Linked DNA regions of Homo sapiens: region 1 is linked to region 2. A link is an interaction called in ENCODE POLR2A ChIA-PET data of the cell type or tissue named here. Cell type or tissue: HepG2. All regions are shown on one strand. Links, peaks and the distances in the headings refer to the core of each region. The heading gives the core; the rest is flanking DNA. Region 1 has its middle 45 kb from the start of SLC30A10. Region 2 has its middle 26 kb from the start of SLC30A10.

The links. Peaks named below come from ENCODE experiments on the same cell type or tissue, not always from the same donor. Only the 100,000 strongest peaks of a DNase experiment are listed, where the experiment ranks them.
Region 1: POLR2A ChIA-PET joins it to region 2 with 8 read pairs; 1 of 35 experiments calls an interaction of 5 or more read pairs at or near these places.

Annotation. Positions count from the first base shown.
Region 1 is chr1:219,881,325-219,886,707 of GRCh38, forward strand. It overlaps a transcript of LOC105372926 not described here. Among named protein-coding and RNA genes, the nearest start is that of SLC30A10, 45 kb to the right of the region's middle. In HepG2, for the core only: no CTCF peak of the experiment used is centred there; a DNase peak (open chromatin) is centred at 2,847; H3K4me3 peaks cover 820 bases.
Region 2 is chr1:219,952,060-219,957,442 of GRCh38, forward strand. It overlaps a transcript of SLC30A10 not described here. Among named protein-coding and RNA genes, the nearest start is that of SLC30A10, 26 kb to the left of the region's middle. In HepG2, for the core only: no CTCF peak of the experiment used is centred there; a DNase peak (open chromatin) is centred at 3,162; H3K4me3 peaks cover 654 bases.

The sequences.
Region 1 (5,383 bases), core at 268-5,267, 71 kb before region 2:
AGATTTTCCTCTTCCCTTTGCAACTGATTAACTGTTTAAGTCTTACTGTGAAAAACCAGCAAGGAACAACTCACTTGTGCTTTTGCTTTTAGCAACTGGGTTGGAGATAAGATGACCATGATTTATGATAAAAAAATAAAAGTGCTTAACCCAGACATCTTATTAACAAATGTGGTTACTGTTAAGACATGTAATTTTTTTTTCTGTTATCTTATTCACATGCCATGAAGAATTCCAGCTCGGAATTAGGGTTTTTCAAGGCATGAAATATCTGACAGTAAAGGGTCAAAATAGAAAAGTATATACTCCCCTGTCAAATAATATTCCAAAATAATATTGGAAAGTATCAGACAGGAATGAAAGTATCATTTGTTAATTCATTCAGGACATATTTAATGATTTCCCATTATTTCACAGGGCAAACTGGAATTCAAAGCAGAACTTATAAGAGTGGTAAAACTTTATAATAGTGTCTAGGAGCAATTTTGTGAGCTCAGATTAAACCTTTTCATTGTCACCAAGGAGTCAACCTAAAAGCCTATGAAAATGATGTTCATTTTGTATTCTACCCTTACAAAGTTCTTATAGGCCTATAGTAACAGCTATGACTCCTGACCCCCGCACCAAAAAGTAAGGCACACGCTTGGACTAAGTCGGTTAGGAATAGGAATGGATAAATAATGGGGCAATACAAAGATCCCTGGTCAACTTCACAGTCTGTCATCTAGGTGCTCCGGTTTTTAACATCTTCTGCAACCTTCGGGAAACAGAACAGATCATCGCAATCTACTGTTTTTTTTTTTTTTTCCTCTAAGAAAATGCCCATGGAAAAGTGCTGGATGTCTTGCAAATCTGTTATCGCAATGCAAAATCACACCGAGTTTCTTTAAGAATCACAGTGCATTCCCTCTCTCCCAGAACTAAATAAAGCCTGCCTTGGGAAGCAATTCAAAACTGGAATTCTGCTTCTACATTGCTCAGTTACCCAGGCAGCTGAAGCCTTTGAACAGGTCTCAGAAAGTCCCTCAAATACAGTCTTTTTAGGTCAAATGAGAACAGTCCTGTTAAGTCATACACTAATTCCTCTCTACAAACAGAAGTCTGGTTAATTCTCAGGGAGCTAAGAAAAAAAACAAAGATCCTCTTTCTTCCAGAAAAATTTTTTTTCTTAAAAAAACTATACCATTATGGTTTTTTTTACTTAAACTCTAAGGACAAAATTTTTTTAAGACTTCCATTGTTGATTAAAATAATATTTTATTATAATATTAAGCAAATATGCAAAAACATAAAATTAGGTTATATATTTTAGATCATTTATAGCTCTAAAAAGAAACACATTTTAAAATGTAATGCCAACAAAAAATTAAGCGAATGACATTACTTTAATGTGATAAATCATATTTTGCTAAAACAAAATCCACTGCCCACAATGTAAACATGGTGCTGACGTTATGATGGAGAAATTTCTGGATTAGCATGCCCAAATTATTATGTACTGGGTGATGAATTCATATTTCTGTATCTACCCTCTATGTAAACTGGAGTTCTGAAGTAAGGCTGCCTTAGTTCAAATCCCAAAGCTGTCACTTCCTATGTTCTGAATGTGTGACGATGGGCAAATTACTTAACATCAATGTGCCTCAGTTTCCACATCTGTAAACTGGTCATACTAATAATAACACCTACTTCATAGGGCTCTTGCGAAGCTTATGGGGGGTAAGCATAAAGTACCTGGTATACAGTCAGTACTCAATTAATATTAATTATTACCTTTTATTACCTTGAGCTCTGCATAATAAGTCTGCAAAGACTCAAGCCTTACTTCAATAGACACAGCAGACAATGGGTAGTGGAATTTCAACTTCCTCAGGGAAAAAGGAACTAGCCCAAACCAGGTTTTTTACATAAAGCCACCGGCTTGGTTTGCACACACAAGAATGAAGGCTGGAGTTACCACGAGAAACAAGTTGCTTTTTTGGAAAACAGGTGAAGACGCACCCACCACCAGACCCTGCTCATGGACTGGGACTCAGACTGTAATTTCCCAACATGAAAGCCACTGAAGTAAAACTGCTTCTGAATTGGGGTCACCTGCACCATCAGTTTCTTTTCTACTGAATTATTTCCATCCACATAAAAGTATCACTTAATATTTCATACATAATATGTCTTTTATTGTAGTAAAGTGTAGTAACATAAAATTTACGATATTACCATTTTAACCCTTTAACCATTTTTAGATGTACAATTCTGTGGCATTAAGCACATTCACATTGTTGCACAATCATCACCACCATCCATTTCACTTTTCATCTTCCCAAACCAAAACTGAAGGCCCTTTAAAAATTAGCTCTTCATTCCCTCTTTTCCCAGCCCCCAACAACCACCATGCTACTTTCTGTCTCTATGAATTTGACCATTCTAAGGACCTCATATAAATGGAATCATACAATATTTATCCCTTGTGTTTTTTAAACAAAATGCCTTCTCTTGACACCATATCTCCTTCCAATCGTGGCCCTATTTTTCTGATCTCCACCAGAGTAAAACTTTTAGAAAAAGCTGTCTGTACTTGGCTCTACTTTCTCCCTTCTCATCTTCTCTCCAAGTTACTTTAAAGGGACTTTCATCCCAAATATTGGTCAAATATTGACAAAGCCAATGATCAATGCTTTGTCCTTGTATTACCCAACCCAACCCACTCAGTAGCATTCGAAAGGTCTGACCACTGTCTCCTCCTAGAAACACTATCCTCTCCAGCCCTCCCTGACTGTAAACTTGCCTGGTTCTCCTCCTACCTCATGGCTGCTCTTCCTCCAGCTTTTTTGTTGGCTCCTCCCCCAGCTGCCAGATCTCCAAAGGTCAGAGTGCCCCAGGGCTCCGTCCTTGATTCTCTTCTCTTTTCCATGCACGCAGTGCCACTCAAAGCCTTGGTCTGCATACCAGTGTCAGTCCATTAACTATTTGTTACCAGACTGCAATGACAGAAATACAGAAACTGACTAAGCCTTTAGAAAGTTCTAATCGCAATTTGACAGTATATGTTTCTGTTGTTGTATCTAAGAATAAAAAATTAGGCTTGAATTTGAATACCTTTTTTAAATAGTTTATATTTCATTTTTATAATGATTTATACAATTGTATTTTACAAAGTATTGGTTTGCATCAGATTGGATTAGAAAAATAAAACTGGTCCTTCCCCACAGACAGTTTTGAGAAGCGCTGATCCACATTATTTCCTGGGTGATGTCATCTAGCCCAATAGTTTTTAATAATATTTCTATGCTGATCATTCTCATAATTTATGTCATCATCTCTGACCTCTTCTGTAAGCTCCAGACTTGGATATCCAACTGCCTACTTAAAATCTCCACTTGGATGTCAAGTGGGCATACAAACCTTAACATGAACAAAACAGAACTATTAAATAAACAACAAAAAAGAGTCAAACAATAAAAATAGAAGTTTATTCCTTGAAAAGTCTCATAAAATAATCTGCACTAAATCACAACAGGGGAAAAGAGAAGACAAAATAAGCAATATGAGAACAAAGGGGCTGGTAACTATACATCAGTAGAGATTTTAAAATAGGAGTACACTGTGAACAAGTTTACTAAAATAAATTTGGAAAATGAAACATACAAATGCCTAAAAAATATAAATTACCATAATTGACGCAAAAATAAAAAGAAATAGAAAACCTGAACATACCAATAGCCATTAGGGAAACTAAAAAGTCATTCAAAAATCTGCTCCTATCCCACACCAAAAGGGTATAAGGCCTAGACAATTTTACAAATGAATCTAACCAAACTCAAGCAACAGATATTTCATAAACTATAATTTATAATTGTCATGTCTTCCTGCTCAGTTGACATTTATTATTATATAATGTCAAAAACTATCACAAGAGATATAGAAAGACATTATTTCATAATAAAAGGGTCAATTCACCCAGGAAGATATGACAATTATAAATATATCCATCCCCAACATCACAGCACCTAAATATATAAAGCAAACATTGACAGAACTGAAAGAGAAATAGACACAAATGTAATAATAATAGGAAACTTAAACACCCCACCTTCAATAATGGATAGAGCATCCAGACAGAAAAACAATAAGGAAACAGCAAATTTGAAGAGCATTATAGATAAAAATGGACCTAACAGACACATGTAGAACAAATTTAAGAACACTGCAATCATACCAAGTATCTTCTTCAACCACAATGAATGAAACTAGAAACAACAGAAAAGGGAAGCTAGAAACTCCATAGATATGTGGAAATTAAGCAACACATTCTTGAATAACCAATGGGTCAAAAGAGAAATGAAAGGGAAATTAGAAAACACCTTGAAACAAATAGACATGAAAATAAAATGTACCAAAACTTACAGGAGGCAGCAAGAAACGCATTACCAAGAGCAAAGTTTATGGCAATAAACCCCTATGTTAACAAAGAAGAAAAGTCTCAAATTAACAAACCAACCTCAAAGAACTAGGAGAACAGACTAAGCCCAATTTCAGCAGAAGAAAGGGAAAAATAAAGATTAGAGTATAAATAAAATAGAAAACTTTTAAAAATCGGCAACACTTTTTTGAAAAAACATCAATAAAGTTGACAAACCTTTGGCTAGGCTAAGAGACAAAAAGAGAAGACTTAAATAAAAAATGGAAGAGCAGTCATTACAACTAATGCCACAGAATTAAAAAGAATAAGAGAATACTATGAGCAATTATACACCAACAAATTGGATAACTTACAAGAAATTGATAAATTCTTAGAAACACACACCCTAACAAGACTGAATAATGAAGAAATTGAAAATCTGAACAGACCTATAACCAGTAAGGAGATTGAATCAATAATCAAAAACCTCTCAATAAAGAAAAGTCCAAGACCAGATGGCTTCACTGGTAAATTTTACCAGACATTTAAAGAAAATTTAACATCAATTCTTCTCAATCTCTTCTAAAAAAAATTGAAGAGGGGAGAACACTTTCCAACTCTTTTGAAGCCAGTGTTACCCTAATGCCAAAGCCAGACAAAGATATTACAAAAAAAAAGAACCTACAGACCAATACTCCTGATAAACACAAATACAAAAATCCTCAACAAAATATTAGCAAAGGCCAGTTGTGGTGGCTCATGCCTGTAATCCCAGCACTTTGGGAGGCTGAAGCTGAAGGATTGCTTGAGGCCAGGAATTTGAAACCAGCCCTGGCAACATAGCAAGACCCTGTCTCCACAAAAAAAATTAAAACTTAGCAAGGCATGGTGGCATGTACCTATAGTCCCAGCTACTCAGGAGGCTGAGGCAGGAGGATCACTTGATCCCAGAAGTTTGAGGTAAGAGTGAGCTATGATCACACA
Region 2 (5,383 bases), core at 88-5,087:
CAAGGATAAGGTGGCCTGCCAGTTTGTGGATGTGAAATAGAGCAGAGACCTTGTCTGCCAAGGGATCTTACTAATATTTCATTAGTTCCTCTTCCCTTCAGCCCTTGGACAATCACTACCAGCCACCACCACCACCACCAATGTTACCATTTATTGAGTGTTCAGTGTATTCCAAGTACTGTGTTGAGTACTTTACACAAATAATATAATTTCATTCTTGCAACATCTCTAAGAGACAGATATTACCAGATTTACAGATGAAGAAACTGAGGTTTAGAAAGTTTAAGTGACTTTTTGGAGGTCATCTAGCTACTGGAATTAGGATTCAACTTATGGTATGTTCATTTGCACATTTTAATATGCCCTTTTGTGATTATTGCCAAATAACTTTCCACAGTCCATAACTGTTTTCCTCTCTGAGGGGAGCCAAGTAGAGTAGAGTCTTTAATTAAGGGCCTGGACTCAAAGTTTTAATTTCTTTGTACCCTACTATTAACTAGCTGTATGATTGTGGAATTTGTCTGAACCTGTTTTCCTTGTCTAAACAATGGAAATAAATAGCAAGTATTCTCTCTAGCTAATTATTTTGTACAGTTCTTCAAATGTATGTGATATGATGCTGTTAATTATTCTCTCTATACTCTGACAAAGACTGACAATGCACAGATGTCAATATAAACTCATTTTTCATTAAAATTTACCTGATATCAGTCATAGCAGCCTCTGCACATTGGAAAAAAAAATTACTAAGAACAAAGAGATGGTCTCTTTAACTTCTTTTTTCTTCAGTTGAATTTGGTTTCACAAATGTGAAATAGCACCTATTTTTCTATCTTCCTTTAATCTTTCTTATTTACTCCCCGTAACTAATCCAGACCCCTTCACGGGACAACAAGAGAAGTAAGAGGTTAGGTAAGCTGTCAGGAACGTAGCAAAAGAGCTGTGAGGGAATTTATTAGGTCTCTACCATGGGACAGATACTGTGATCTGTGGTGTGTGCATTCTTATCACCGAATCCTCATGTGGAAGTTAATTGATCAACAGCTGTGACAGTGCTTGGAAAACAATGGTTACTGTCAGATATAGACAAAATGCAAAGTAAAGCTGGTGGGAATTAAGCATCATGTTTCTTTAAATTATTTAATAATTATCACAAATTCCCAATCATTACCATTCTGCCTCCGATCTAGAAAGGGAACTCAGGTAACCTATGCCTAGAAAACCTTCCCTTTTCTAGTTTGAAAAGCCACCTTCAGGCCGGGCACGGTGGCTCATGCCTGTAATCCCAGCACTTTGGGAGGCCGAGGCGGGCAGATCATGAGGTCAGGAGATCGAGACCATCCTGGCTAACACGGTGAAACTCCGTCTCTACTAAAAATACAAAAAATTAGCCGGGTGTGGTGGCACAAGCCTGTAATCCCACCTACTCGGGAGGCTGAGGCAGGAGCAGGAGAATTGCTTGGACCAGGGAGGCAGAGGTTATCGTGAGCCCGAGACTGTGCCACTGCACTCCAGACTGGGTGACAGAGTGAGACTCCGTCTCAAAAAAAAAAGAAAAAGAAAAGAAAGAAAGAAAAGCTACCTTCAATTATGCAGCTTCTCAAATTTTATTTTATTTTATTTTATTTTATTTTATTTTATTTTATTTTATTTTATTTTATTTTTGAGACTGAGTCTTGCTCTGTTGCCCAGGCTGGAGTGCAGTGGCCCGATCTCGGCTCACTGCAAGCTCCACCTCCTGGGTTCACACCATTCTCTTGCCTCAGCCTCCCGAGTAGCTGGGACTACAGGCGCCTGCCACCACGCCCGGCTAATTTTTTGTATATTTAGTAGAGATGGGGTTTCACCGTGTTAGGCAGGATGGTCTCGATCTCCTGACCTCATGATCTGCCCGCCTCAGCCTCCCAAAGTGCTGGGATTACAGGCGTGAGCCACCGCGCCCGGCCTCAAATTTTATTTACTCCATAGTATTTGCTACTGGTAGAGAGACAGCAAATTCCCCTTTGCCTCTCCTAAAATTCTTGGCCTTGCCTACTCTGCTTGTCACTGAATAAAATTTCCTCTATGACAAAAGGAAACCTGACTTGTTTCAGCGGCTACAGGACTGTCCACGTGAAAAGCCCATGTCAGGCTATAGTACTGAGTCTTAACTAGAAGCTTGCATGAGCAACTAATCAGCAGTGTGTTAAAACCTTCTGCAACAATACACTTTGCTGGATGCTGTGCTGTCACTGCCTCTAGCGAGTTGGTTGGAGAAACATAATGCCAGAACCGTGATTATGAGAAACAGAAGGAGAGAGAGAGAAAGCAAGCACAATTTGGAATCAAAACAAAACTTAGCCGGGCACAGTGGTTCACACCTGTAATCCCAGCACTTTGGGAGGCTGAGGCGGGTGGATCACTTGAGGCCAGGAGTTCAAGACCAGCCTGGCCAACATGGTGACACCCCATTTCTACTAAAAATACAAAAATTAGCTGGGCATAGTGGCGCACGCCTGTAATCCCAGTTACTTGGGAGGCCGAGGCACGAGAATTGCTTGAACCGAGGAGGCAGAGGTTGCAGTGAGCCAAAGATCATACCACTGCACTCTAGCCTGGGCAACAGAGTGAGACTCCATCTCAAAAAAAAAAAAAAAAAAAAAAAACTTAAATTCAAAGGAAAGGCATTTTTTTAAGAAAAAAATACTTTAAAATAATTAACAGATATTTCTGATATAAATGTATCATTTGTACATGATATAAATGGCAGGCCCCGTCTATCCCAGACAGAAAAAGACGCAAAATAGAGCAGAAGCCATCCTACTAGAAAAGTGAGCTGTACAAGGTCACCTTTAGGTTAAAATAAAGGCCACTGTACAGCAAGGTTATTCGTACAGTACAAGGCAAGGGCATGGAGGGTTTTAGTAGCTTGATTCTAAAGAAACTTCAGGTCTGAAAAAATAACTAAAAATAAGACTTAAACATGAAAGATAACAAGAAAATCAAGGAAAATCAAATAAAGTAAGCAAGGAATAGGAAAACGTATAAACGTTAACAAAAGGAGTCCCTAAGCCTAGAGAAAGAAACTGGCTCGTGACAAGTATCTCCTGCGATCTGGACCTACATGTTGTTTCCACCCCTTCAACCTTTCCCCTACTCCCTTCCCCGAAACACATGCACACACAAAGCCATCGACCATTGTGGACTTTAACCCTATTTTGTTTGTTTGTCTTTTACTTAATGCTCGTATTTTTTACTTTTTTCACTTTGCCTCTCACTTTAGCCAAAAATACTGGCTCTACCATCACCTGAACTTCCTCACACCTTTTAGAGTCAGGGGTGACCTCCCACCGGCTAGATCTGGATCTAAGACTTCCAAGTTTTCTCATCTCAGCTAAATCTTCCAGACATTCTTTTCTCGCAGGTTTTAAAAATTTTCTGGTTCTGTATGTCTGATTCTCCAGTATAACTTTTTTCATGAATCCCAGGGATATTTAAAGTCTTACCTATATATAGTTTGTTCTATTATATTTAATTTAAAGTTAGTGGTCTTGATTTTTTTTACTTTCCATGATCTCAAACATCAAATATTATGAATTCAATTTCTACACCAGATAGATAAGCAGAACAAGTAAAAGATCCACAAAACCTGGGGGAGACTGAAGGCTTGTTAAGCAAAATCTCTAGTTAGAGATTCCACAAAAGAAGTGATACATTACTGGATTCTGATCATGAAGCCAGGCGGTACCAGGAGTTGTTTTATAGGCACTGCCATGTGCTATAAGCTAGGGTTCTAGACTTACAGAAATTCTTTATCCTAAGTTTAGGTTGAATCTTTTGAAATCAAGAGTCTTTCCCTCTCATAGTTTATAACTCCTTTTATAAATATGGATGGATTAATCATATTTGTTCTTAAAATGTGAGCCAATTGATATCAGGTTAATGTCAATTTATGACGTTCGTCTGATGCAATATTTATTCTTTTCTTTAAACCAATTTAGATGATGGGAAGAATACCAAAATGTATGGTTCAGAAAAGGTGATACATAACTGCAGACATAAATGCTAACAAGCCAAACAGCTGTCCTAAAGGAATTTGGCAAGTTTAAACACTAAAATTTCTTTTCTTTTTCTTTTTTCTTCTTTTTTAGTGACAGGGTCTCACTCTGTCACCCTGGCTGAAGTGCAGTGGTGTGATCATAGCTCACTGCAGCCTCAAACTTCTGGGCTCAAGTGATCCTCCTGCCTCAGTCTCCTCAAGTCTAGGATTACAGGCATGAGCTGCTGTACACAGCCTAAAATTTCTAATAGAAGAATTTAACAACACCAAAAGCTGCCAAAATAATAATGGTAACATAGAACATGGATCTTAAAGCGTGAGTCACACGTGTATTGTACCTATCACTTATTTAAACTAGAACACTATATAGCATCAAATACTTCAAAACAAGCTAGATACTCTAGAATTAAGCCAGCAGAAACCCATATGGCTGGACCAGACACTGGGGCACACACCTATAATCCCAGTGCTTTGGGAGGCCAAGCAGGTGGATCACTTGAGCTCAAGAGTTCGAGACCAGCCTGGCCAACATGGCGAAACCCTGTCTCTACTAAAAATAAAAATTAAAAAAAAAAAAAAGAAGAAAAGAAAAAAAAGAAACCCATATGGTTGGAGTGAAACATTTGTCTTAAGCCTCTTGTTATCTCAGCATGAACATACACATTGGAAAATACCACTTCCCAAACAAAAGCTTAACTAAGACCTATCCAGTAATAATTCAATTTTATAAAAATAGAACTATGGTGTGTACCAAGTTTCATACTGGTCAGAGTCAGACCGTTTACCTAAATTGCTTTTGTTATGTGCAGGTAAATGTTGTATGTCAAGAATGAAGGCAAAATCAGAACTGTTATGTGACAATCAAAAATATAATGGTAATGTCAACACTAATCATTTGAAATCATCTCTCTTGCCTTAAATTTATACCTAGCAATAAAAAATATATATTTGTCTTATATGAAATATGTGAATTTCATGATCTGGAAGCTCTAGTAGTAATTTTCACGATGATTGGTGTAGCCATAGCATAGGGTCTCAAGTTAACAATGAATTTTCCTTTACAAAAGATGAGGCCCAAATTCAGTGATTCATTAACTCAAATAAAAATCTAGACTCTAGTTTCTAATTTATTTTTATGTTTACCACATCCTACAGATACTCTCATAACATATGTTCTACCAACAGGAAAATCGACACAGAGGTAGGATAAAGGACCGGCTCCAACTGACGTAATTTATCATAGTAGCAAAGACAGGGAATCAAATAAAAAATGCAACTTAGCCTCTGAGGTCCCCATACTCAGTTATATAATGGCCCAGCTACTGAGAGAAAACTCTTCAGCAT